Regions from separate parts of the Mus musculus genome. Here region 1 is linked to region 2. A link is a loop called in an ENCODE intact Hi-C map of the cell type or tissue named here. Cell type or tissue: left cerebral cortex. All regions are shown on one strand. Links, peaks and the distances in the headings refer to the core of each region. The heading gives the core; the rest is flanking DNA.

Region 1 (5,371 bases), core at 56-5,055, 100 kb before region 2:
AACCACACCCTGTCCAGTCCCCAGAGCCCAGTCCCTGGGAAGGAGCCCTCCCCCAGCTAGCTCTACCTTTCTCTGTGTCGCAAGTCTACCCTGCTATCCACATGTCATGATCGCTTCTTTCCCATTAAGGCTTCAAACAATCAAGAGCAAAGGCTAGAGACTTCTGAGCTCAAGTGCTATGTGTGAAGAAAGGCGCTTAAGTCACTAATAAAATAAGGGTGATATATAGTGGCATGTTGGATCTAAAGGCTAGAAATACTGGCACTAGATCCCCGGTCCCTAGGGTGTAATGTCCCATATAATAAGACCTCAAAAAAAAAAAAAAATCAGTTGGTTGAATGAATGAATGAATGAACAAACGAACGAGTAGTCATCCTGCTTTAGAGAGGATGGGGTCTGCCCTGCCCCTTGGCACCAGGCACCACGGCAATCACCAGCAAGCCCACGAGGGGACAGCACGTACGTGTTGCTGGCAACACAGCACCCTTCCCTGATCAGCCCTGATTTCTCACCGCCCACCCCTTCCATGATCCAAATGCAGGATTCCATGGGAGGGTCTGGACAGCATCCAGGACTATTTATCTTCCAGGCTTTAAAACAAAGTGTGACAAATGGCGCTGCAGATCTACTGGGCCATGGTACAGAGCAGATGGAACCACGCAATTCACACGCTAGCTCAAATCCTAGCTAATACTCTTTCAAATTAGGGCATTTTATCTAGAAATTTTATAAAAAGCATTGTTTGGGGGTAGGATTACGCTTGTAAGTTTGCCAGCTGCCCTCACTGACCAAAGAGTTCCCTCAATCTCCTTTATGTCCCCTGACCAAAAAGCCTAAGTGCGAAGAAGGATGGGTTTCTAGGGTGCACAGTTGTAAAGTAACCCCACCCCCACCCTCCCCACCTCCACCCCATCCCCCCACCCCCCAACCAACCCACAGCCGCAAGCTTGACTGTCCTGTCTATATAGGCATCTCTCCATGAAAGGAAGGTCTCTACTGACAACAGCCCAGACGAGGGGCTCTTCCTTTGGGACAGGGGACATTGCTCAGTGGTAAAGAGCTTGGTTAGCATATGCAAGACCCAGGCCAGGTTCCAGCCAGGGAAAGAAAGGAGGAGGGAAAAGAAAGGGAAAGAAGAGGGGAAGAACGGGTAGGAGGGAAGAGGAGAGGAAGGGAGGGAGTAGAAGGTGGGAGAGGGGGAAAAGAGGAAAGAAAGAGGGAGGAGAGAGGATGGGGGAGGGGAATAGCAGAAGAGAGGGAAAGAAAAGAAAGTCCTCTTTTGAGCCAGCCCCAACAGGGCTCTGAGGTCTTGGATCCGGGACAAGCTATTCAGTGGGTAGCAGCTGAGTGCGTCCACCAACAGGCTGCTGGCACCGGTACCAACACTCCAGGACATCATGGGCACAGTCTGCTCTTACGGGCCAGCCCTGCTTCCCACCTCTTACAAACAGGCTCCAGCCTGTCGATGGCCCTCTGTGTGTTGTCAGAACTGCGTACTGTTTCTCTCCAGGTCTGACCAGGATGGAGCCAGCAGACCCAGGGACACAAGACGGCGTTGTTTGGGGACTTCATTGCACAGGCGATGCCTGCCAAGTAACACCCCACCCCCCCACTATCCCATCAGTCTCCACCGCACACAGTATGTATCTGGATTCTGAGTCCAGTAGACCCAAACTGTCTACCAATCTGAACAGCAGCTGCCCTTCTTGCTTTAGAACCATACAGATAAGGGCTGGGCATATGGCCTGGTGTAGAGTGCTCAACTAGCATGGTGAGACTCTGGATTTAATTCCTAAGACCATGAAGGCCAACAGACACAGACACTTTCTAGACACTTTCAAACTTACTAGGAAAATGCAGTTAAGAGTAGACTCCCTCGACACACCAAGGCAGAATTCTGAAACCCTCTTTCTCTGCTGTATTCAAGGTCTTTCTGAATTTTGGAGATATCTGCACTGGCTCCATCAATCCAGCCCACCAATCACCACCAGGCAGGTCCAATGTGGGGGGGATAAACATCAAGTACAAAGTTCTTATCTAGAGACTCGAGGCTTAATTAGTATCTCGTGTAGCTCAGGCTGGCCAGAAACTCATGATATAGCTGCAGATAATCCTGCCACCTGAGCCTCTAGGTGGCTGGGATGAACTTGGTTTTCTGGCCCCACTCCACCTCTGCTGCCCGACTTCCACTGATCCCTCCAAACACTATTCTGTGACCTGGTGAGCGGAAAGCCATCACCCCCAAGCCCACCATCTATAAATCATAGCTCTGGTTTTTCCATATATTGTCATTTGTGGGCAACCCAAAAAACAAGGAGGAAGAGGAAGGAAGAGACAAACTACAGAAGGAAGCGGGGACAGAAGAAGGAACAACCGGGAAGACAGCAACCGGCTCTGACAGGCCAGGCCCTCCACTGAGGGCTTTACATGTGACTGCATTCAACTCCACTTCAGCCACACATGGAGATACCACACATCCAGCCGGGCCGGCATATCTGCCCAGGGTCCCACGGAGCATGTGCAGCCTGAGCCATTCCACCCACGTGGCTTCCCAGGGAAGTCCCAGGAAAGGAGACAAGCGTGGGATTTAGGACAAAAGCAGAGCTGGTGCCAGTGTACGGTGGGAGGGAAGCTCACCCAGGAGACACCTTGGCCAGAGTCTGGGGTAAGTGAGCAGACAGGTCTCGCAGCCCAGGAGCAGGTACCAGGAGCACCATTCCCTTCTACATGATCGGTCAGAGCCCTTGTGGAGCTGAGGATAACAGTTCAACCGCTAAGATGGGATGTGGGGTACGCTGGAAGTGGGTGAACACGGGAAGCAGCAGAGTGTGCGGACAGCCAGGGAAGTCCTGTTGGTGAGCAGCTAGAGACAGATCAGATCCTCTACCGGGTAACATCTATTCAACCCTTCCTTCTCACCCGTCTGGAGCCTACTGATCCTCAGCAAGGCTCAGTGCAGTCCCATTTCTTCCACACCCATCCTCCCTACTTGTGTGCAAACCACAGGTGTGGAGACAGGTGTGAGCCAACTGTAGGTGACAGACGGAAGCCGCTTTTCAGATCCGTCTCGCAGAAGCCTGGAGCACTCCTGGCTCAGCCTTCTGCCTCCCCTGTTCCTACCTTCTCCAGGAGGAAAGGTGAAAACCCGGCAACAAGGCTTCCCCAGATCACCGGGAGGTGTAACTCTGCTTTCTCCACCCCTTGATACAGACGGCTAGGAAATACCTGGAGTCACGGGCCTCTAGGAACTCAAAGCCACGAGTTATCCTTGGGTGATAAAGAAACTCGCTTCCTCGGGATCAGAAAACCAAAAGATGCTGCGCTATCTGACCTCAGTCTAGAGAGTAGCCCCAGAAGACACAGTGACCCTTCCCCATCCCCCTTTTTGGAGATAAGGGTCCCCTACATTGCTTATTTTGATCAGGTTGGTCTTAAATTTACAACGGTCCTACCTCAGCCTCCCTCAATAGCTGAGACTACTATAGGCGCATGCACCCTACCCATCCAGCAGCCATCTCAAGCCATTTATTTTAAATTCTTTATTATGCACGTATGTGGGTGGGTGCGTGTACGTAGGTGCACGTAGCACATGTCACAGAACATGGTGTCGGGGGACACTCACAGGAGTCAGCTCACTCCTTCAATCAGCTGGGTCCTGGGAATCAGACTCTAGGTGATCAGCCTTACCCAGTGGGCCACCTCACCAGCCTTTATTTTCGAGTCAGGGTTTTGCTACGTTGCCCAAACTGGCCTGAAACTTCTTCCTCCACCCTCTGAGTAGCCGGGACTACAGACAAGCACCACTATGCTTGGCTTACTTTTTCAATAGGGAAGATTTTAAACATTCACAAAGTATAAACATGAAATACCCATGCCATCCATGGTGTGCCAAATCCTAACATTTTGCTCTCTTTGCTCTAGGCCAGTGGTTCTCAATCTTCCTCATGCTGCGACCCTTAATACACTCCATGTTCTGGTGACCCCAACCATAAAATTATTTCATTAACACTTCATATACCTGATATGCAGGCGGTCTTAGCTGACCCCTGTGAAAGAGTCATTCGACCCCCAAAGGGGTTACGACCCACAGGTTGGGAACCTCTGCTCTAAGCTTTGTCTCCAGGAGGGAAAAACACTGTAGGTTCGGCTCAGGTTGCTGTTTTGCCACTTTTCCAACCCTGTCAGTCCCGCCTGCCCCAGAGCAGCCATAGTTATCAGTCTTGCACACTTACACTTTCACTGCACAGTCGTAAACAAGGCAGAGCTTTGCATGTCTTAAAACCATCAAAAAATGGCATCACTCTGCAGGTACCGCTCTGCATCATTCTTTTTTGACTTGAGGAAGCATTTTCTACAGTAATCCTGTTGACACAGGTCAAAGCATTTGTTTCAATTGCTGTGTGTCAGAGCCTGCTATACTAACAGTGGGTGCTGCCCAGTGAACTCATTTTCCAGCCGATGAACTTTCATCTGGCCCGAGACTTTCCAGTGCAATCTTGAGTCTTCTAACTGTCCCCGAGGGACCTCTCACCCCCACCAGGCACCGTTCAGATCTCTGCAACTCTGCTGCCCTGATTTATAGTCCCCAGACAGCATTCCAGTGTTCTGAACTTGTGTCTTCCGCAACTCAAACTATTGTTTGACATTTCCACTGATCTAGTGGGATTGAAAGGTTACCTTCTTGTTACTCTGAAAATGAATTTTTAAGTGGAAAAATAAATTCCTAATACATTCAGCTTAACAGACGAGAGTTTTGAACAGTACATGGGAATACACTAGCAGACCTTGTATTTTCTTGGACATCATTGGGGGTGGGGGCGCGTATGTAAAGCAAGTTGAGCCACGAGGTGACAACTGTGAGAAGCAGGCACATGGAGTTTCATTATCTTTTGGTACCCATTTGACATTTTCCACAGTAGTAAAGGAAGGAGAACTGTGATATACCTGCCCAGGCTGTCCAGAGAAGGCAGCGGGAGGCAGACATGTCTACAAGTAGAGGTGGTGTCTGCAGGTGAGGCTAAAGGGCGGGAAAGGGAGGCCAGGAGAGGTTGGTGAGTTGTGTTGTTTTCACTCTGAAGTTACCAACGCTAGCAAACTCACATTCCTAGTGTCCCTGTATAACCTGGCGACACTTAGCAAAAGGTTTTGAGGTGTTATAAAACCCCTGAAGCTGGAGAGATGGCTCAGTGGTTAAGAGCATGTGCTGTTCTTAAGTTCACTTTCTAGCATCCACATTAGAAACCCACAACTACATCTCTACCAACTCTGACACCTCTGTCCTCTATGGACACCTGCACTCTTATGCACAAGCATACATACACATACACACACACACACACACACACACAGAGTTAAAAGTAAAATGAATTTG
Region 2 (5,371 bases), core at 54-5,053:
TCCCTCCCTAGCCCCTCCCTCGTTCAGAACCTCTCACACAAAGCCAGGCCTGCTTTCTGAGGCATTGCTCCCAGGGACTGAAACGCGGGCGCATGGGGTATTCGAATAGCTGTCAACGTTGTTCCGGAAGAGATTTTTTTTTTCCCCTGAAGTTTCCTTCCAGTTCTGACACTGTGTGATTGATTGGTTGATTGTCTGCCTTCTCATGGTGTTTTACCAAGTCAACAACTACTTTTTACTTCTTTGATCTTGACTATTACCTTCACCCGTTCCTACTGGGAAAGAAAAACAGTTGGCCAAAAATAACACGGAATGACAGTATTCATCATGTTTCTTATTTCTGTGACCAAATATATGGCACAGGCAACTTGAGGAAGGGTTTGTGGGCTGAGGGATACAGTTCGTCGGGTGCGGGGAGGCATGGTGGCGGAGTGTGAGGCGGCTGGTCACACTGAACCCACCATCAGAGAGATGAATGCTTCTTCTTTTCCCTATTTTTTGGTACTGTGGGACCCCAGTTGATGAGATGAGGCCACCCCCATTCAGGGTGGGTCACTCTTCCTCAGTTCTACCTCTCTGCTAATGACCTCAGTGTCACACCCAGAGGTGGACCTTCTAGGTGATTCTACATCTGTTGAGGTTGACAGTGGAGAAGTACCACCATACCGCCCTACATGCATAGTAACAGGGCTTGGCCTCAGGCCTGCCTGTCCTGGAAGCTGCTCACCTTCCCAGCTTCCTTTGAGTCCCTGCCCCATCTTCGTTCTCCTGGTTCCAGCTCTCCTAACCTTAGCCCCCTTTGCCTTGCTCCTCCAGCTGTTTGTCGCTTGCCCTTCTGCCTTGGGCCAGTGCTCTTTCTTGGCTTGGAGAAGGTTCATGCCCCTTCCACCCCTGTCATCCCAGGCAGGTGGCACTTGAGACCCCTTGATGCTACTGACAAGATCACATCTGCCTACTGTAATCTTTTCTTTTGTAATGTAATAAAAAGAGGTGGGTTGCCCTGACAATTGAATTAAATCTATTCCTAAAATTCTCTAGCAGGGAACAGGTGAGTGTTTTAGGCCCCTGGAAGCCTGTGCTGGGATGACTTAGAGTGGAAAGCAGACTACTCATGTGCTGAATGCCAAGCACTGTGGGTGCCTCTTGCCCTTCACAGATGGGCCTCCTGCTGCCTTGAAAGGCAAGCCTTTTGCCGCCTGTCAAAACTCTGGTCATTCAGCAAAAGCATGCACAGAGACCTTTAGAAGCCTTCACGGTCTATGAGGATGGAGTTTCTCCTTCTTCATAGTTGAGCCTCCAGGGCACCTTTTCTAAACACCCACCATTAATGCAGGCACAGCACCATGGGGTGTGTGCAGGCACACACACACACACACACACACACACACACACACACACACACACGTTTGTCCTTACTTTGGCATCTAAGCCCTTGTTACATGCATATCTTTGCATGCCCACTCCCTGTCATAGTACCTGGTAATATTAGCACCTTGCAAGATCCAGAAATAAACTTTTTGGGGGGATCAAAACCCATCTAACCAGTCTGTTCACCCAGCATGCTCCTGGCTTGCTATTCTTCCTTCAATTAAAAAATAGTAATAATAAAGACATCCTTGTAGGTGTGCTTTAGGTAGGGAAAACCCCAAGAGAGGGTCCTGGACTCCCAGGTGCTAATGAGGAGGAAGGGATGAAGGGGAGAGAAGGGCAGAAGGGACCACACTGAAGACCGGCTGGACCTTCCTCTCTGCTGAAAGTTGGAGAGTAGCTGGAAGTGGAGGGGTGTGAGGATGGGTCATGAGAGTTCCATGCTCAGGCTTTTACTGCCGTGCACAATTATCCGACAGAAACAATTTCGGGAAGAGATGGTTTATTTTGGCACAGGTCTCAGAGGGATTTCAGTCTCCTGTGGTGGGGAAGTCATGGCAGCTGGCTGGCCACTCTACTACCTCCGGAGCCTAAGACAGAGGCTTCTCACAGGTGGAGACCAGGAGGCAGAGCTTGCAGGCCGGAACTGTCAAAGCCTGCCTCTAAGCCTTTCAGTCTTAAGGACAGATTCCGACAGCCAGGTCTCATTAGTTTAAGGCGCTGAGACCTTCCAAACAGCGCCACCAGCTGGCAAGAGGAGCTCACTGCAGAGCCTGCGGGGGGAGTCATTTCACATTCAAGCTCAACTCTGTTGCTTAGCTTAAGAAAGTTGGGCCTCCCCTCCCTCCCTCCCTCCCTCCCTCCCTCCCTCCCTCCCTCCCTCCCTCCCTCCCTCCCTCCCTCCATCCCTCCATCCCTCCTTCCTTCCTTGCGTCCCTCCCTCCCTTGGCTCCTTGAGCTCACCAGCTTGAGCCAGTGTAGGCCAGGACTGTTCCTGGAGCCCGTGATGTGCTTGTGTTCTGGAATGCTTGAGAATCAAAGCAGCTAGCTAGCTTGTCCTCCTGGTGTCTACGCCACTTCCCTCAAGTTGTGCTTAGTTTTTAATTGCTCCATTTCTTCCCTTTGTTTTCCTAGTTAAAGGCCACCAAAGAGTGGAATTGGGCATTTCAGCCGTTTGTGGTCACCGTTCATTTCATGGTCCTGTGCATTTATTAACTCTTATTTCCTCTCTATAATCTCCCTTTCCCCCTGATATTTGTAAAAGCGCATCTTATTCTCCTTAATTGCATTGCTGGCATGATCTAATTCCTATTTTCCCCTTCCGTATCTTTGCTTTAACTGGCGCTACATTCCCTGTTTTTCTCCCTTTCTCTTTGCAGACACAAATGTTATTTCTTTCCCTCCAGATCTCCTTCAGTCTTCAGGGAGATCATGTTGATTGTATTTTGCTTCTCATTTAGAAAAAGTCCCCGACTGAATTTTAATTATGTGTGGGTCCCTACTTGCCCAAAAAACACCCAGCCCCAGTCTAGAGTCAAACAAAGTGCTCCAAGTCCCTCTGTAGCAGGGGCAGGCGACTCCTCTGAGTCCCTCTAGTCCCTCCCAGGGGCTTCAGGTCCCTCCAGTCCCTCTGCGGCAGGGGCAGGCAGGCGACTCCTTCCGGTTTACTGCCTGGATGGAAAGCTGAGCCTGGGGCAAGGAGGAAGAAAGGAGGCTGCCTGTCTGATGGCTTCCTTTCAGCTGCTGTGCACAGACTGGGGTGAAACTAATGACAGAAAGATCTAGATGCCCAGCGGGCTCTGCCTGGTAGATAATTAGGTGTTCATCGGCAGTGACGAGGTCACTCAACTTCCCGTTTGTTGGTAGCAGGTCTGAGCATCCATCTGAATGCTGGCCATTTTGCCATCTGTGACTCAAGCCACCACAACCCCAGCACCCCTGTGTATTTTGCCCGTCCCCTCATTTGGCTCCTATCTTCTTCTGTTGTGACCCCATGGCTACTTGTGTATCTCTTTTACCTATCCAAAATTTAATCCCCCTCCTTACTCTTTTGCAACATAAATGAGTTTTGGATTCCATAGTCCCCATGGCTATTAGCCTGGCTACCTGTTATTCTACAAACATCCGTACTCCCATCCCCACTCTTCCTTCAACCCCCATGTGTGACAACCATCAGTTGACACCACATTGGACATCCCCATTAAACACCCCAGGCCAACATGAGCATGGGGTGGCCATTCATCCTCCTCCCTCGATTGACACCTCTGGTTTCTCTCCTCATTATCTCTGCCTCCCTCCCACCCGCCAAACCCACTCGCCACCCCTGTCACCTAGCCTTAGGGAAGCTGACTTTGTCTGTAATCTAGGAACCACAGGTGAGGATCAGACAGAATATAGTCAGCAGGGTTCTATCCTCAAACTATCCTCCTTGGGCCAGGGTGAGCATGTGACAGATTCGGGCCAACCCCACTCAAGAGGGCATTATTGCGGACATCTAGAACAAAAAGCTTCTATTTTGTAAACATAAAACAGCTCTCACCTCAGAAGGAATAAAAGATAATTTGCCAGTCTAATATCTAATATTGGTGACCATGGCCTTGGGACATGGATTCAATCAGACAGTCTTGGACAGTGTGTTCTAATGAATGGAAATGGTTTCATAGTTACCAAAAAAACAACAACAACAACAACAAGCCATAGGTCAATGTTGAACACACTGGTGGAAGTTCAAGGCATATTCTAACAAAACAAGTACGTCTCTGTTCTAGGTTTCAGATGTTGTCTGAGGTCATTCTTATCTTTTGGGCTGGTATATGCTAGCAAACTATTAATTCATTCCAACCTGTGTCACCAATAGTCGAAGGATGTGAGGCCAGAGGTGAGCACTGAATAACTATTAAATGGACTGAAGATAGCCCAATATAAATTAGTCCTGGATCTGTAACATTGCAACTCACCACAATCTCGGGCTTCTAGTCAATTTATCAGCCATATAGAATCCGTTACACAGGTGTGGCTGCCCCACTCTACCCTCCCCAGGAACTTCAGGTCGCATTAGTCTTCTGAGAGAACTTCCAGACAGGTCTGAGCTGACAGTAGACATCTTTAGCACCATATGTGAAGAGCTGAAAATGAAGTCAGAGTAGAATACCAATAGACACGGGAGAACAGAGCTTTGATCTTACCGCCTCCACTCATGTCATGCTTGAGCCCCACCCCTGCATCTCATCCACAGGCTAATCAGGCCAGCACCACCTCTGACCCCAAGCTCTCCCTACATCTGACCTCACCCTCCTAATCCTCCCACTCAAACCCCATAGTAACCTGCATAGGGGTCTCTCTGCCTCTGCCAAGTCAGGCTTGAAAACCTGAAGTCACAGGAGACAGCTACTCTCCTCAGAACCCTAAAGACACTGCAAGAGCAGTACCCCAATCCTCAGCACCTGGCTGCTCCCCTCTGAGCAACTCTCCTAATTCTGCATCCTGTCAGCTCGCTCCATCCCCACTGGCCTCTTAGCTCCTGCCTCAGGACCTTTGCACATGCCATTCTGTCTCTCAGCCATGGTCTCCCACAAGTGGCAGTATGGCTGGCTCCCATTTGCCACATAGGCTTCAGGTGAGCCATTGAGACCATGTCTGCCTAACATGGAACCCTCTTGCCACTCCAACCCTTGGCTTTGCTTCGTCTCTCTAGAACACCTTACCATTACCTGACAGACTCATATTTACATCTGTGTGGCTATACCCACTCATCAGCACCCTTAGAACGTGTGGGCTCGTCTTCTTTGCTAATGAATATAGAAACTTCTAGAACACCTCCTGGCACCAGGCAGGCTCTCAGTAAAGCACCATCAATTGATTGGTTGGGTGAATTAAAGGCTCTTGTCCTTAGTTTGAGTGAGGCATTTTAAACTGGGTTCCTGCCACAGGCAGACAAAAGCATTCCAGTACAGAATTCAGTTAAGATTTGCTTTAAACGTGGGCAGATGAACAGCTTAGCTTT

Evidence for each region. Peaks named below come from ENCODE experiments on the same cell type or tissue, not always from the same donor. Only the 100,000 strongest peaks of a DNase experiment are listed, where the experiment ranks them.
Region 1: it touches region 2 in a loop (2.3-fold over the local background); 1 of 42 quality-filtered maps calls a loop at or near these places.

Annotation. Positions count from the first base shown.
Region 1 is chr3:101,400,845-101,406,215 of GRCm38, reverse strand. The region is part of intron 2 of Igsf3 (immunoglobulin superfamily, member 3); the gene reads right to left. Among named protein-coding and RNA genes, the nearest start is that of Igsf3, 26 kb to the right of the region's middle. In left cerebral cortex, for the core only: no CTCF peak of the experiment used is centred there; DNase peaks (open chromatin) are centred at 557, 1,374 and 2,556.
Region 2 is chr3:101,301,022-101,306,392 of GRCm38, reverse strand. No RefSeq gene overlaps it. Among named protein-coding and RNA genes, the nearest start is that of Gm32803, 7.1 kb to the right of the region's middle. In left cerebral cortex, for the core only: a CTCF peak has its summit at 2,103 (motif pointing left); a DNase peak (open chromatin) is centred at 2,101.